4 separate regions of the Mus musculus genome follow, and regions 1, 3 and 4 are each linked to region 2. A link is a loop called in an ENCODE intact Hi-C map of the cell type or tissue named here. Cell type or tissue: left cerebral cortex. All regions are shown on one strand. Region 1 overlaps Sertad1 (SERTA domain containing 1). Region 2 holds the start of Akt2 (thymoma viral proto-oncogene 2). Region 3 has its middle 3.3 kb from the start of Zfp607b. Region 4 holds the start of Ttc9b (tetratricopeptide repeat domain 9B).

The links. Hi-C counts contacts between places; a loop is a spot of excess contacts. Peaks named below come from ENCODE experiments on the same cell type or tissue, not always from the same donor. Only the 100,000 strongest peaks of a DNase experiment are listed, where the experiment ranks them.
Region 1: a loop joins it to region 2, with 2.1 times the contacts of the local background. A loop is called at or near these places in 4 of 42 quality-filtered maps.
Region 3: it touches region 2 in a loop (6-fold over the local background); 6 of 42 quality-filtered maps call a loop at or near these places.
Region 4: a loop joins it to region 2, with 7 times the contacts of the local background. A loop is called at or near these places in 6 of 42 quality-filtered maps.

The regions. Positions count from the first base shown.
Region 1 is chr7:27,488,919-27,492,918 of GRCm38, reverse strand. It overlaps Sertad1 (SERTA domain containing 1), which reads right to left. Exons shown (of 2, transcript NM_018820.4): 2 at 2,605-3,666. The coding sequence starts at 3,663. The coding sequence ends at 2,953. Among named protein-coding and RNA genes, the nearest start is that of Gm38972, 4.0 kb to the right of the region's middle. In left cerebral cortex, a CTCF peak has its summit at 1,708; DNase peaks (open chromatin) are centred at 1,763, 1,915, 2,276 and 2,469; H3K4me3 peaks cover 1,126 bases; H3K27ac peaks cover 1,925 bases.
Region 2 is chr7:27,588,842-27,592,841 of GRCm38, reverse strand. It overlaps Akt2 (thymoma viral proto-oncogene 2), which reads right to left and starts at 1,290. Exons shown (of 14, transcript NM_001110208.2): 1 at 963-1,290. It also overlaps the pseudogene Gm18046. In left cerebral cortex, CTCF peaks have their summits at 858 and 1,833 (motif pointing right); DNase peaks (open chromatin) are centred at 332, 889, 1,265, 1,911 and 1 more place; H3K4me3 peaks cover 1,703 bases; H3K27ac peaks cover 2,136 bases.
Region 3 is chr7:27,684,063-27,688,062 of GRCm38, reverse strand. It overlaps a transcript of Zfp607b not described here. Among named protein-coding and RNA genes, the nearest start is that of Zfp607b, 3.3 kb to the left of the region's middle. In left cerebral cortex, CTCF peaks have their summits at 2,154 (motif pointing right) and 2,964 (motif pointing left); a DNase peak (open chromatin) is centred at 2,211.
Region 4 is chr7:27,652,295-27,656,294 of GRCm38, reverse strand. Ttc9b (tetratricopeptide repeat domain 9B) reads right to left here and starts at 2,371. Exons shown (of 3, transcript NM_028417.1): 1 at 1,948-2,371; 2 at 1,201-1,383; 3 at 88-384. The coding sequence starts at 2,368. The coding sequence ends at 269. It overlaps Gm38973 (a long non-coding RNA gene), which reads left to right and starts at 2,063. Exons shown (of 3, transcript XR_881908.3): 1 at 2,063-3,045. In left cerebral cortex, CTCF peaks have their summits at 1,536 (motif pointing right), 2,016 and 2,220; DNase peaks (open chromatin) are centred at 549, 1,551, 2,048 and 2,482; H3K4me3 peaks cover 3,205 bases; H3K27ac peaks cover 3,515 bases.

The DNA of each region.
Region 1 (4,000 bases), 100 kb after region 2:
TAAACCCAGGTGGGAACCAGGTCTAGTGGTGCAGGGCTGTAATTCCAACTGGTTGAGAGGCTGAGGCAGGAGGATTAAGAGTTCAATGGCAGCGAAGACTACAAAGACTATTGTATGTCTCAAAATAAAAGGTAAAGTGGGGCATGGTGACAGCCACCATTAATTTTAGCACTCAGGAGGCAGAGGCAGGCATATCTCTGAGTTTGAGGTCAGCCTGGTCTATAGAGTAAGTTTTAGGATATCCGGGGCTACACAGAGAAAGCCCGTCTCAGAAAGTGGGGAGGAGGGCATGGGAGGCTGGGAGTATGGCTCAGTGGTACAGTGTTATTTCGAGCATGTAGGAAGCCCTAGGTTAGGCTTCTAACACCACAATCAACAGATTAATAAGCAGACCTAAGAGATCCAGCTTTCAATCGCCTCCTGTCTTTCCTGCACTTTGGTTGAAGCTCATCACTTCGACAATGTCTGTGCCATCGTTACATTTCCCCTGCTGGCTGGTGCTCCCTGTTTTCTCCCTGGCCCCTGTTTTCTCCTCTTAGCTATAGCTGCCCAGGCTGCATTGCATGCTGTGCATTGCATGCTGTGCATGTGCTCAGTTTTTAAGAGGCATGTCCCAGATACCACGCATTTACATCTCTGCCGATGAAGGTCAAGTGCCGAAAGGAAAGAGCTCACGTTCTGTACAAAAGGCACCGCCCGTGTCAGTACCGTCATCCTGGGGCCTTTATGATACGCTTGTATCTAAGGTCCCATCCCTTTCTCCAGACATCTGAGCTCAGGATGGCTGTGTGGACTCTGGTACAGCCGATGCTCAGGACCTACTCCAGAAGGACACGCCTCCTCAGCCAGCAGATTCCAGGGCCCACTGCATTCCAAGCTAAGTGCCAGCCCTGGCTGGTGCTGTGACTTCTTTTCAGGCAGCCTTTGTGTATTTATTCAGGCTATGACACCCCAGGGCAGCTCCCCTCCACAGGCATTAGCCACCAACATAAACTGTCTTCAGCCACCTTCTCCTCCCTCTTTATTTCAGTATTTAGGGACACCTACTGTGTACCTGACCCTGTGTGAAAGGTACATCTCAGCTGGAGGCTGAGGCAGGTGGACTGACATGAGTTCAAGGTCTGTCTAGACTCCATTATGGACACCCTGTTCAAAAAGCAAACAGCCACCTGTGGTGGCACACAGCTTTAATGCCAGCATTCTGGAGACAGAGACAGGTAAAGCACTATGAATTCAAGGTCATCCTTAGAGAGTTTCAGGACAATCAGAAATACCAAAAACAAAACAAAACAAAACAAAACACCAACCAACCCCTCCAAAAAAAAAAACCCAACCAACCAAATAAACAAACAAAAAACAACCACCCAAACAAACAACCCAACAACAACAACAAAGCATAATTAATACCTGGGCTAGTGGGGCACAAAGCAGTAACAAGGCCAGCCTGGGCTACATAATAAATTCAAGGCCAGCCTGCTGGTGTATGTAGTGAAAGCATGTCTCAAAAACCACAGTTGCACATGCCTGTAATTCCAGCTTGTAAGGAAGTAAAGGCAGAAGGATCAGGAGTTCAAAGCCAGCCTCCACTACAGAGTGAGCTAGAGGCCAGCCTAGGATACAGAAGACTCCTCTAAAAAAATAAAAAGCGAGAGAGGCCCCCACACCAGACTGATCACGGTTACATCGTAGTTCCCTAACCAGTCACAAGGGGGGGCCGCAGAGCTCAGCCCGGGCTCCTTAGGTCTCAGCCTCAGCTAGGGGCCGTCGATGTCCTATGGTCTAGGCACAGGAGTCTCCAGGAGGGTTTGGGTTCAGGAGTCTGGAGGGTCCTTAACTTGGCACCAGCTAGCCTGAAGCCATGTCCATCTGTTTCTCTCGGTGGCCCGCCTCAGTCACTTCCAGAAATGGGCACAGCTTCCTCTGTTCCTCCAGGAAACCAAGCTCCGCCTACCCCTTCCAGGCCCCTGGGGCTGCGTGCAGCTCCCGCCTCTCCAGCCCCACCCCGTCCGCAGTCTTGGAGCTTCCGGCCCCTGGGGAGGCCCAGGAGTGGCCCTCTCGTGTCACAGTCCCCAGATTCTGGACCCATCCTGCCCTTTGGGTGGCAGTCATTCCCCCCCCCCCCCAACCCCGCCCCAGCTCCTCCCTCCCTGCCCTCCCCACCATCCTTCCGCTCTCGGGGCCCTGCCCTGCCCTGCCCCCACGGCCGCCAGGAAGGACGCAGCCTGGGTCCCGTGCCAGGGCTGTGAGTGTGCGGCCCCTCCCAGCCAGGCCAGGAATGCAGCTGGACCGCGGGGGCGGCCGCAGACACCCGGCTCCGGCCAGGCCCAATGCTCCGCTCAGGCAGGCAGGTGGCCCCGGCTTGCCCGGACCTGGATAGCTTCTAGATGGAAAGCCAGCTGCCTGCCCCTGAAGGTCCTGCCTTCTCTCCACTAAACTTAGTGGTTTTATTTTGAGAGACCTCCTGAAAGCTCCCACCCTTTGCTCAAAGATATCTCATACCGGGAGTGCAATTTATTCCACTATAACCGTGGGAGTGTCACGGGATTACAAGTTTGATGTTATTTTATCCTTGATCGGCACAGATGCAAAGAAGCACACACACTTGGTATTTCCCAAAGCTGGTTTTAATTTCAAAAAATTATGAGGTCTCTTCCCACACTGGGGATAATGGGATGGGATAGCCCAAACTATTATCCCAGTTCAACCCCAGCCTGGCCCAAACACCATTACTGTCACTGGGCCCTGTCATTTCACCACTCGGGGCTCATTTCCAACTCCTTCACTGGTCAAGACAGGTGGATGGATGTGAAGTTCCCAGGACTCAGTACAGTCTCTCCAAAGTGACCCTGGCTCTCCTCTGTGAGGGGACGCCACCTGTGTCGTGTCAAAGTGGGTTGGTGTCACCACCAGGCTCAACTCAGATCCAAGTCAATTCTCCCTGGGTCCTAAGGGTCAGCGCCCAGGCCCTGGTGGCCTTTCCAGTGCCTGTGTGCCTACTAGTACATCCATGAGGTAGTCCAACTCCGCCTCATCCAACTCTGGAGGCTCCTCCTTGGCTGGGCCATTCTCAGGGCCGGGCTTGAGACCCTCAGAGGCTGGTAACCAAAGTTCACTGTCGTACATGGAGGTATCGATGTCCTCAAACAGGCCCTCCAGTCCATCGTCCAGCAGACAGCCAGTGGCTGGGCCTAGCAAGTCCAAGGCACCCAGGTTGGGTGAGATCCCCCCGATGGAGCGGCCTGGAGGCCCCTCATCTGCTTGGGGTTGGGGGGCCTGGTTCAGGTCCTCAATGTGGTTGAGATCTTCCAGGAGGCTGGCCATGGAGGCTGAGAGGCCAGCATCTGAGCTAGCCAGAAGGCTGTCTGCCACAGAAGGGGCTGGGGGCTGGATGGGCTCAGGCGGCAGGACAGGTGCGGGTTCCATGGACGCCTGGATGCGCCTCAGTGTGTTCACCACAAGCACCAGGTGCCGGAGGTCCGGCTCGCTCTGCCGCAGGCTGTGGTGGAGCTTGACCACTGAGAGGTCAAAGAGGGAGCTAGAAGCCACCGTCGGCGGGGTCTGCGCCACTGCCGGGTGGCTCGGATCCAACCAGCACGAGTCCACGGAGAGGGCTTCCATCGTCTCCTCCTCCTCCCGCTTGCGCTTCAGACCTTTGCTCAGCATCCTCTGCAGGGAGGAAGGAGCCATTCAGTTATGGGAAGCCAATACTCAGTTCACACCCAGCTCTGACAACTGCTGTCTGTGGGATCCTGACCAGTCGATTAACCTCCAGGTCTAGGTTTTCTAAGCAAATTCTTATTTGTTTCTAACGGGACAGGGTCCCGTGTAACTCAGGCTGACCTGCCCCCAAACGTGCTATGTAGGCAGCTTCTGCTCTTCCCTTCTTCCCCTTCCCAGCGCTGGGATTACAGGTGTGTGCCACCATACTTGGTGTATTTGATGCTGGGGATGGAACTTCCTGGGCCTCCTGCATGTAAGGCAAACATTCTACCAACTGAGT
Region 2 (4,000 bases):
CTTAAAACACACCTTCCGCCCAAAAGGTGACAGGCAGGTCCAGAGGCACTTCTCCTTATCCAAGCCCGATAGCCCCTCCCTTTCCTAGTAGGGAGCCAGACTAGAGATCAGAAAACTTCAGTGACTTCTAAAACACATCTCCACCCCCGGAAGCAAAGAACTTGCCAAAGGATGTCCCACACACCTTAAAGAGAAATAATCTGAGAGGGTTCTGGAGTGGTGAGTGGACAACCCCATGATAAAAAGCAGCCCAGTAACGATCCCGTTTTCCCCAAAGTCATAAAGAAGTTCAAGAAAGGGTGAGCTGAGTGTAAACGCCCACCCCTGCATATTACAGGAAGAGAAAAGCGCTCCTCGCCCACTCAGTATCACACCCCTAAAAGTACGCCCCTTAACACTCACTCGGGCCTCCCAGCACCCTGTGCCTCAAAGATGATAAACATCACAGCCCTCCACCCGACCCTGTTCTCCTCTAAGTACAAAGACTGCTCTCTCGTGTCTAGGTGGTACTACCCTGACTGCCCCAACACGGCCACCCTGGGCCCAGACCCCTCTCCAGAAGCTCCCATCCCTCTAAGTGCACTATAGGAACGGCTCCCAAAGCACCCAAGCGGCACTTGACACGGTGAGCGCCTCAAAAGCTGGACAGGCTGGCACCACAGAGAAGGAGCTGTCTCCCCCGATGTCCCCGAGGGCAGCCCCCAGCCCGCACACTCAGAGAGAGCTCCCCCCGCCGCCGCAGTGGTATGGACCACGGCACCCGCCCCGCGTCCCTCTGGGTTTGTCCCCCCCAGCCCCGCAGCAGGCGCCCCCACTCCGTTCCGGAAGAGGGGGGGAGCCTCCAGGTCCGTGGTCCCCGCCAGGCGGGCACGGGTGGTACGGCCCAGCGAGGCCCCACGGGGGGCCAGGACGCGACCATCGCGGAGGGGAGGGCGCTTGGGGACACGCGCTGGCGTACTCACCTGTCACCGGCGGCCGCCCAGCCTCTCCGGCCGGGCTCTACCCCCGCCCATCGCCACGCTGAGCTCGTTCCCGCTCCTTATTTATGAACTGGCGGCAGCAACGGCGGCAGTGCTGGCGGCGGCGACGCCTTCTCGGAGTCAGGCCCAACGGCTCGCGCAGCGCGGGCCCCCCCGCCCCCTCCCCCCAGCCCCCAGCCCCCACTCACAGCCCCCTCCCACCCGCTGGCCGGAAATACCGCCTTTTCCAGCCACAAACAGGAACTGACGTAGTAGACCAAGGGAATGGCCTCAGAAAACATCAGACCGCAAGCGCAGGAACTAGGAGGCAGGCAGGCTCAAGGCAGCGCGCCTGCGTACTTTAGGCACCCGTCACGTTAACTTTTTATTTATTTATTTTTTTTAAGAGCCCCGTTCTGAGCTGGGGGGGCGGAGGGGGGGGTAGCATTACACATGCGCAGTAGGACACCAACAAGTAGGCTTTCCCCGAAGGCCCAGTGATTACTTCCCGGCAATCAAAGGGCTTTATTTACATATGCTTTGATCTTGTTTTATTCTTCTCTTTCCTGCCTTCCTAGTTCCTAGACCAGCGGTTCTTCACTTGGGAACCTCTCACAGGGGTTGCCTAAGATCATCGGAAAATTCAGATATTTACATTATGATTCATAAGAATAGCAAAATTAGTTATGAAGTGACAACGAAAATAATTTTATGTTTGGGGGATCACCACATGAGGAACTGTATTAAAGAGTCACATTAGGTAGACTGAGAAACACTGTCCTAGACTTTCTTTTTTTCTTTCTTTTTTTTTTTTTTTTTTTTTTTAACTTAATGTATGAGTGCTCTGATCTGCAGGCCAGAAGAGGGCATCAGATCCCCTTATAGATGGTAGTGAGCCACCATGTGATTGCTGGGACTTGAACTCAGGACCTCTGGAAGAGCAGTTAGTGTTCTTAACCGCTGAGCCATCTTACCAGCCTGACTTTTTTTTTTTTTTTGGTTTTTCGAGACAGGGTTTCTGTGTATAGCCCTGGCTGTCCTGAAACTCGCCCTGTAGACCAAGCTGTCTTGAACTCAGAGATCTGCCTGCTTCTGCCTTCTGAGCAATAGGATTAAAGGCCTGGCCTGCCACTGCCAGGCTCCTAGATGCTTACTTATAGAGACCCAAAACAAGTTAGTTAAGATCAAGCACAAAGCAGGGTATGGCAACAGGTCTGTTACTGCATCATTCTGGATGTTGGGGCAGGCCAGCTAGACCTTGTCTCAAAAAAAAAAAAAGATGTTGCACTCAAGCTTTGAGCCACATAACCCCACATTAGAATATCCTCTTCTGTAACTATGGGCTGACTTCTGTATCCACATCTCAAGAATCCACATCTTCAAAACACAAATAACCTTGGATTATCTTACGAAAACAGTTCTTATTAAACTGTGACTTCAAAATATTAATGTCACTTGCACATGATATATATCTAAATAAATGTGGGACTTATAATTTCTCATATGGAGTAACTTGAGCCCATGTAAGACTTAAAACCACAGAAAATCGCTCACAGAAAAAAAGGTATATAGGTTGCACGGCTGTAACCCACCTCTGCAGACCCTGAAACAAGAGGACTAAGAATTCCATGCCAGATTGGGATTCATAGTAAGACCTTGAAATTTCAAGGTTTCCCTTAATTATTGGGGATGGAGTAGATGCAAGTGAGGAGCCAGAGAGGAGAGCATCAGACTGGAGCTACAGCTTCTGACCACTGTAGTCAGCGCCATGGGGAGCTCCCAGCCAGACTCAAGTCCTTGCAAAAGCTGGAGGCTTTTTTTTTTTTTTTTTTTTTTTTTTGGTTTTTCGAGACAGGGTTTCTCGAGACAGGGTTTCTCCATGTAGCCCTGGCTGTCCTGGAACTCACTCTGTAGACCAGGCTGGCCTCGAACTCAGAAATCCGCCTGCCTCTGCCTCTGCCTCCAGAGTGCTGGGATTAAAGGCGTGCGCCACCACGCCCGGCTTGCTGGAGGCTTTTTTATTAGTATTTTATTTCAACATTAATGGGTGGCTGGGGGGCTTAGCAGTTAAGAACAACCCCTGATCCCCAGAGAACTGAACTTCAGCTCTCAGATCCCACATACCTTTTTTTTTTTTTCGTTTGTTTGTTTTTCTGTAAGCAGAGGGAAATGTTTTCGTTTTGGGAAAAAGCCATGTAGCCTTGAGCTCATAAAAATCCTCCTATGCCAGCCTAGGCAAGTGCTGGGATTACAGAGATGCCACTTTACCCAGGTCATATGAGGGGCTCACAGGTGCCTCAGCGGGTGTACATACCTGTTTGCCAAGCCTAATAACCTAAATGTAATCCCTTGGGACTAATATGGTGGAAGGAGAACAGACACCCTCCAATTGTTCTCTGACCTCACATGTACACCACGGCACACAAACACACTATAAAGTGCAGTAAATCTTTAATCCCAACACTCGGGAGGCAGGGGCAGGCGGATCCCTGGGAGCTCCAGCCAAGCCAGGGCTACACTGAGATCCTGCCACAAGTTAAGAACACTTATTACTCTTTTTTTAATTTATTGTTTTATTTATTTATTTTAAAGATTTATTATATTTATATGAGTACACTGTAGCTGTCTTCAGACACACCAAAGGAGGGCATCAGATCTCATTACGGATGGTTGTGAGCCACCATGTGGTTGCTGGGATTTGAACTCAGGACCTCTGGAAGAGCAGTCGGTGCTCTTAACCGCTGAGCCATCTCACCAGCCCCCACTTATTACTCTTGAAGATAACCTTGGTTCTATTTCCAACACCCACATACCAGTTTACAACTCTCTTCTGATCTTTGAGAGCACCAACCGTGCACATGGTACACACACACACAGACAAAACACTTAAACTAAGAGACCCCAGATTCTTTTTAAGAGATAAAATGGTTCTTCCTATAAGCATTCTGAGGTGACCTATGAAGATGGCTTGCTACTCTACTGACCCAGAAACTCCTACAAAATCATGCAAATAAACAAGTTCAAATCTTCATGTTCAGTTT
Region 3 (4,000 bases), 95 kb before region 2:
ACGTCTCCCAGCCAGGGGGAGGAATGAGAGAGGGAGTTTCAGATCACCAGGAGGAGGAGAGGGTCTGAAAAGATGCCATGAGAAAAAAACATCTGAATCCCAAAGAACCAGATCTGTGATAATATGCAAGCAACGTGGGATGGAGCAGGTAGCCAGATTAGGATTAATAGATCAATAATTGCCCAGATTAGGATTAATAGATCAATAATTGCCCAGATTAGAATTAATAGATCAATAATTGCCCAGATTAGGATTAATAGATCAATAATTGCCCAGATTAGGATTAATAGATCAATAATTGCCCAGATTAGGATTAATAGATCAATAATTGCCCAGATTAGGATTAATAGATCAATAATTGCCCAGATTAGGATTAATAGATCAATAATTGCCCAGATTAGGATGTAATAGATCAATAATTGCCCAGATTAGGATTAATAGATCAATAATTGCCCAGTATCTGGGTGCAGCTTTGTTTCTCTGTGTGGTTACTGGGGACTAACAAAAGTTAAAAGAAATGCAACCACCAGATTACTTCACACTGTGATATAAATACATTTATATTTTAAAAATAGTTCATTTTATAATAATCGAGGACATGAGGCCCGACAGACCAGAGTGGAGTCCCTCATTCCATGTGACAAAGCCACCTTATATCTCCCCTCCAGGAGTTTGTTTTCCTAGACTTCTTCCCTGAAACTCTTAGCACCCTCTCCATGTGGGCCCCAGGTTAACAGACTCCCTCCTTACCACCTGGTGTCCAGGAATCAGAAACCCAACTACAAGCACACACTGTAGGTTACCTGACAATCACATGCCATGGGGTATCTCCCTGTAATAAGTATAAGAAGGGGCCCTCACAGTGCTGGACGGTGTTGTCCATGCCTTAATCCCTGCACTTGGGAGGCAGCATCAGGCTGATCTCTGAGTTCAAGACCAGTCTGGTCTACAGAGTGAGTTTCAACAGCCAGGGCTACACAGAGAAACCCTGTCTTGAAAAAAAATCAATCAAAGAAACAAAACAAATATGCTTCCTTCCATCTGCCTAGTGGGCCTGATTCTCCTACAGCCTCTGCCACACTGTGGTCTATCCATGGATTTAATAACCGTTCTAATCAACTCTTTGGTTGTTTTTAGAGTTTCTCTGTATAGTCACATAGACCAACCTGCCTCTGCCTCCCAAGTGCTGGGATTGAAGGCCTACACCACCACCCTTCTGCATAATAATCTTAGTTTTAAAAAGACAATCCGCTTCAGCATTGCCTTAAACAGCAAACCTGCAACTCTTTAATAATGACACTACCAGGGCAGGAGAGGTGGCTCAGCAGCTGATCCTCCAGCAGACCTGAGGAGGACCCAAGCTCAACTCCCAAGACCTATGCCAAGCAACTTACACACCATGTACCACGTTAAATTCCAGGTCCAGGGTGTCTGACGCTCACTCTCGGCTCCCAAGCACACCCGTGCTTACATGGCTAGTGCTCACATGGACTGCTGTGGAGGCTGACACAAAGAAAAATTTAAAACGCTCTAAAAATTAAACATCTTAAAAGCCTGGACTAGAGGATTTCCTTACCCTAACCCCACCTCATGGAGAGAAAGAACTACCTGCAAGGTGGACATGAGCCGAACCCTGCTCAGTGGGCCTGGGTACTCTGGTCCCATGGTATTGGTCTCTAAGGTGTGTGGAGGGTGTACCTTTAAAGATTTGACCAGTTTGTCCGGGGGAGTTCTACAATCTTCTCTGTATATTTAATGAAAGTGAAGCACACCACACCCAGTGAGCGTTTTTCAATTAAACGTTTTACACTAAAAATAGATGAGTCAGCTTTCTCCTTCCTTATGGAGGTTCTCTTGCTCTGGGGGAATCAGACACAGCACTGGGCTGCTAGGGGGAGGCTTCTCTGGGCAGAGCTGAGGCCTCTGGCCAAGAGCAGCACTGTCTTCCAGGTGTGGGAATGAGACCCTCTTATGGGATCCCTTAGAACCAGTCAAGCGGTCTGATGACTGGAGATCTGGACAATGTCTTTAAAACAGAACCACCAGATAATCTGCTCACGGGTACTTGACCCACTTAAAATGGATGAGATAAATTTTTACTGTTTTTTCATTTTTAAATCTAGAAACCTGCCATTGCACATAATGGCCACTAGGTGGCATTAGGAGTCCAAGGATAAAAGCAAAGAGAAGGGTTCATTGTTGGTCAGTAGTCCGCAAACGGATCTCCATCCCTTTACAGATATCATCAAGCAGAAGGATGGAGGTGAGGGGAGAAAAGGACAAAGAGGAGGAGATTGTCAAGGTTAGTGTTTGTCTGCGTCCCGCCCCCCCCCCCATCCCCAGAAGGGAGAAGGAAGAAGCTGGCACTGGGGACAATCAAGGTTTTGCTGTTTTTCACTGATTCTAGGACTGGAGAGCTCTGCTAGGAAGTGCCTTTGTAAGTTCAACAGGCAAATCGTGGGGACAGTGAAACAAATTAAAAACCTCCAAACAAGGTAGCTCTGCCAGTATTAAAGCAATATAAACAGGGGAGTGAGACAGTTAAGTAGATAAAGGTGCCCTGAAGCCAAGTCTGACAGCCTAAGTTCCATTCCTGGCACCACATGGAGGGGGAGAAAGCACAACCCAGGAAGTTGTCCTCTGATCACCACACATGGGGAGGAGGGATAGGATACGGAAGCGTGTGCACATGTGCATGCACACACACATACTTGTTTCTAAAAAGAGGAGCCAGACATGGCAGAACACAACCAATGGCAGTCTCAATACTCAGGAGAACTAGGCAAGAGAATCGGGAGTTTGAGGCCAGCTCGGGCTAAGTAGACTCTATCTTTTAAAAACTTCAAAGAAGGGGCTGGTGAGATGGCTCAGTGGGTAAGAGCACCCGACTGCTCTTCCAAATCCCAGCAACCACATGGTGGCTCACAACCATCCGAAGTGAGATCTGACTCCCTCTTCTGGAGTGTCTGAAGACAGTTACAGTGTACTTACATATAATCAATAAATTAAAAAAAAAAACTTCAAAGAATACTAACAACAATATTAATAACAAGTTTAAAGAAAAAATACGGAGAAACATGAAGAAACCTATGAAAAATAAGTAAGATAGCTGGGCAGTGGTGGTACATACCCTTTAACGAGCAATCAGGAGACAGAAGCAGGCACAGCCCTGAGTTTGTAGGTAAGTCTGGTCTACAGAATGAGTTCCAGGACTTCCACGGTTATATGGAGAAAAGCGAGCAAGATATATGAGGATTCACACACAGACACATGCAAATATCCTGTGTAAGCACACACGTATGCATAATGAAAAAGCACCTGTCCAGCTGAGTATGGAAGTGCCTGCAATCCCAGCATCCCAGAGTGGGGAAGACTGAAGCTGAACAGCCAGGAGTTCAGGGTCAACCTGAGATACTGGTCTCAGAAACAAAAAGAAAAAGAAGGAGGAGGAGGAGGAGGAAGAGGAGGAGAAAGAGAGAGAGAGAGAAGAGAGAGAGAGGAGAGGGAGAGAGGGAGGGAGGAAGGAAGGAAGGAAGGAAGGAAGGAAGGAAGGAAGGAAGGAGGGAAGAAAGAAAAGTGGATCTGGAGAGATGGCTGAGCATCTAAGAGGGGGCGTTGCACTCACAGAGGACCCCCAGTTTGGTTCCTAGCACTCATTGTATCACTCACAATTTTCTGTCACTTCACCTCCTGGAGAGCCTATGCTATATTCTGGAATATGTATGCAGAGACCTACACACAAATAAACATACACATAATTGAAAATAAAAGTACAGATTTTTTTTTTCTTTAAAGAGGGAGGCAGACATACACCTGCCAGGTCTGTTGGTACAGCATATGCCATTAATCCTAGGCAGATCTCTGTGAATTCAAGGTCAGTCTACTCTACAAAGTGAGTTCCAGGACAGCCAGGGATACATAGTGGGACCCTGGCTCAAAAGGAAAAGAGGAGAAGGAAGAAGGAAGGACAAACGGTAAAGGTTTCCCTGAGATTCCATTT
Region 4 (4,000 bases), 63 kb before region 2:
CTCCCTGGGCCTCTGGGTGTCTGCAGAAGTGACAGCTAGGTATAGACCTGTCCTTCATCCCCACAATAAGACCACACAAAGGAGGCGCCAGTGGCAGCGGCTTTACCAGTAAACGCATGAGTCGGGGGAAGGTGCCCGGTGAGGTTGGTGGGACTAAGGTAGAGGCTGCCCCTTGGCCTCAGCCCACGACAGACATTCCGAGCTGGGCAGGTCAGGGGAAGGTGCCCAGTAGGGTTGGAGGGACTAAGGTAGAGGCTGCCCCTTGGCCTCAGCCCACGACATTCCGAGCTGGGCCTCCAGTGCCACCATCACTGTCTTCCCTCTGGAGGCTGCAACGGTTCATCTTCAGCTGAGTCAGCTGGATGTAGCGGAGAACATTGGTGTCTGCAGGGGAGGGACGGGAACATTATCTGGGTGTCCTGAGACAGCAGCCGATAGTTATGTCCTCAGGACAGTCAGCACCTCACTCCCGGCACCTCAGCTGTACCAGCCACCCAGAGAGATTTCACACCTCCTACCTCACACGTGTGGCAGCGGCAGCAGCCGCGCTCTGTCGCTCTGTCGGCAGAGGCTCCTCTCCCACCTCCACTCATCCCCAAGTGACAACTGTTCTCAGCAAACCACTTCACGGGAAAGCTAATCTTGCCTCCTTGCTCCCACAGCCCTACATCTAGCTCCTGCTGTGTCCCCTCCCCATGGGGTTGTGTCATGTCTACACACACATGGACACATGAGTACCCTGACTGCTCTTCCCGAGGGCAGAGAACAAGCATTACAAGCAGATGAGTGGAGGGCCATAGGTGACAGAGGAGCTGAGTGTGACCAGGAGGGAGTGAAGGAATATGGGTGTGGGGGGAGAAATATTCAAGGCCATCGTCGGTGAGTGGATAGGGACACGGATGGGCTAAAGCATTGGGGATGTAGCCTAGTTGGTAGAGTGCTTGCCTTGCATGCATGAGGCCCTAGGTTCAATTCCCAATGAAGAGAGTTGGTTGGGGAAATGCCAGAGGAACAAGGTGAGTATACCTTTGGGGACGGTGGATGGGTGCTGGATGAGTGTATGAGGAATCTTAGGTAGCTAGAGAGAGCTTGTCTGGAGCTGGTAACAGCACTTCCCTGGGGTGGCTTGGCTCTGCCCTGGTCCTCCCGCCTAGGTTTCCTCTGTTCTAACCCCCTGCCCAGCCCAGCCCTGCCACTCACCTGTGGGCTCTCGGCTGCGGGCCTCCTGTAGGTAGCGCAGCGCACGTGCATAATCACCCAAGTGGTAGAAGGCAATGCCGGCACGATAGGTGGCCTTGAAGTTGCCCTGCTGTTTCTCCAGCACCTTGAGACAGTACTCACGCACCCGCTCATAGTTCACCAGCTCCGACTGCAGGAGGCAAGCTGTGGGATGCAGAGACCCTGTAGTCTCAGACACAGCCTGCATCCCCTAGGATTCACATGACCTCAAATAACCTGACCTCTTCCCCTGGGCATATGGGATTGCTCTGGCCACCAGGAGACACTAATCAGCTAACCTGTTAGTATAAGAGCTATCTGCGCCGCCGCTAGAGGGCGCAGGACAGACAAGTCTGAAGCAATTAGCTGGAGGTTTTCCCAAGTAATTATAGAGGGAGGGTCCAAGAACGAAATAGCCGGTGCAGGGTAAGCCTTTCTAACCTTGGCTCATGCGTGGCAGACCGGGGGAAAGAATGAGTCAGGGAAGTGGGGCTTAGAAGACCAAGTCCAGAGCCCGTTTCATTATTCAAGCCCCTGCTTACTCCATCCAAGAAGCCCTATTCATCTACTCCCAACTCTCTTCCTCAGCAAGTTTTGTAGTCTTCCCCGCCAGACCACAGCCCTGACTCCTTCAGCTTCCAGCCACCACAGGCTCTATAGCCTCCTGATTACCCCCTCACTACCCACCCGTTTCACCCGAGTCCTCTGCGCCCCCCGACGGCCCCGTACCAGTGAGGGAGTCGTAACATTCAACCTCTGTGTTCTCCACCAGGCGCCGCTGCTCCTCGCTGAGGCGGGCGGGCCCCGGGCTGGTGGTGGGTCCCGGGGAGGGGGTGGGCAGACCGCCAGGGCGGGCCCCTTGAGCCGCCTTCAGCTGCAGCAGTGCCCGGTGGTACTTGCCAATGGCTTCTCGGAACTTCTTCTCTCGGTAGCAACGCTGACCCTCCGCCTTGAACGCCACGGCAGCCCGCAGGCTGCTGTCGAGCGCCGCAGCCAGGCCCCCAGACGGCTCTGGGGCAGGACCCGACCGAGCAGAGCCATGGCGAGGCGCTGAGCCGGGGCCCGGCGGGGAAAGGGCGGGAGGCGGGCGCGGTGGAGGCTCCGGGGCAGCGCTGAGCATCAGCACCGGGGACAGCGCGCCGCGCTGCATTGTGGGAAACTCCTGCGGCCGCCGCTGCAGCTACCGCATCGCCCCCCGCGGGGCCGGTCCCCACCCTTTCTCCGCCCCCACATCTCTGGCTGCCGTCTCCGGCTGCCCCCTATGGGTCTAGAAAAACCCCTCCAAACTCCCCCTCGCTCACCCTCAAACCAGCCTGGGTCTAGTTGTTCTGGCGCCTCTCCCTTGTCCCCACAGTCCTTACCCTCCCACCCGACTGCATGTTCTCCCGGAGATTTCTAGAAGAAAAAGGCTGAGCGGGCAGACATCAGTTTTGTGGAAAGCTGGTTTTCAGCCCACTAGTCATTTGGCATGTTGGATAAGAATACAGGATTGGGAGTCAAGCTGCCCGGCTTCAGACACTGGTTTCTCATTACTCTATGATTTGGACAATCCCCTCAAATTACCTATTGTACTATAGTGCGGGACAATAGTACATACGTTGGAATCGATTCTTTATGTAATAAACAAATAGCCATTGCTCAATTTCTGTTCAGGGGGAGGGGGTTGATGGGCCAATGTAAAAACAAACAACAACAACAGAAGTCAAGTGGGGTAGCACCTGCCTGTAGTCACACTCGGACATCTGAGGCAGGAGAGTGGAAAGAAGTTTGAAGCTAATCTGGTGCTAACGAGGAAATTCCAGATCAGCCATGAACTACAAAGAAAAGGTAGGTGTGGGAGATTAAGGAGAAGGGAGGGAAAAGGAGAGAGAAAGAATTATTTAGATAGAGCCACATCTCCTAGGTTCACAGCCTAGTGGAGAGACAGACCTGTAACAGCCCAAAGTGGCTGATCCTGGGAAGCGCAGGAGGAGAGCCATGGCTAGCATGGAGAAGTCAGAGGAGGCATTTGCTCTAGGTTGAAGTGTGACTGGGGACTTCCTGGAGGAAAGGCAACTCTGCAACCTAGCCATTCTGTCCCTTGCCTTCCATTTCCAGAAAAGCCAGTGGGGAGGTGACAAGGGTCCCCACTGACAGCCCAGGACCACCAGTACAATAAGGACAACCAAGAAAATGCGGCTGCGGCTGCGCTGTGGTGGCACTCCCCTGCAATCCCTGCACTTAGGAGGCAGAAGCAGCAGAACTCTATGGTTTCCGGGCCAGCCAGAGCTACACCTGACTCAAAAAAGAGGGGGAAAAGGAAAGAAATTCGTTCATTATGGGCCAGCAACATAGCAGTAGCCACCACGTGAGTTCCATCTGTGGAACCAGCCTCTCAAAGTGGTTATCTGACCCCTTCCTACATATACCTGCACACACACACACAAACTCACGCACATACACACACACGCGCGCGCACACGCGCACACACACATACACACACGCACGCACACACACATGCACACACACGCGCACACACACATGCACACTCACATGCACACTCACATGCACACACATGCACACGCACGCACACATGCACACACACATGCACACACACACACACACACACAAGCATGCACATGCACACAAACAAAGAGTGTAAATTTTAAATCCTCTTAGAATTTCTTTTCAAGATACTCATATGCAGGCAAAAAAGAAACAAACAAAACCACAACAACAAAAGGGTGGGGGGAGCTGGAGAGATGGCTCAGTGGTTAAGAGCACTGACTGCTCTTCCAGAGGT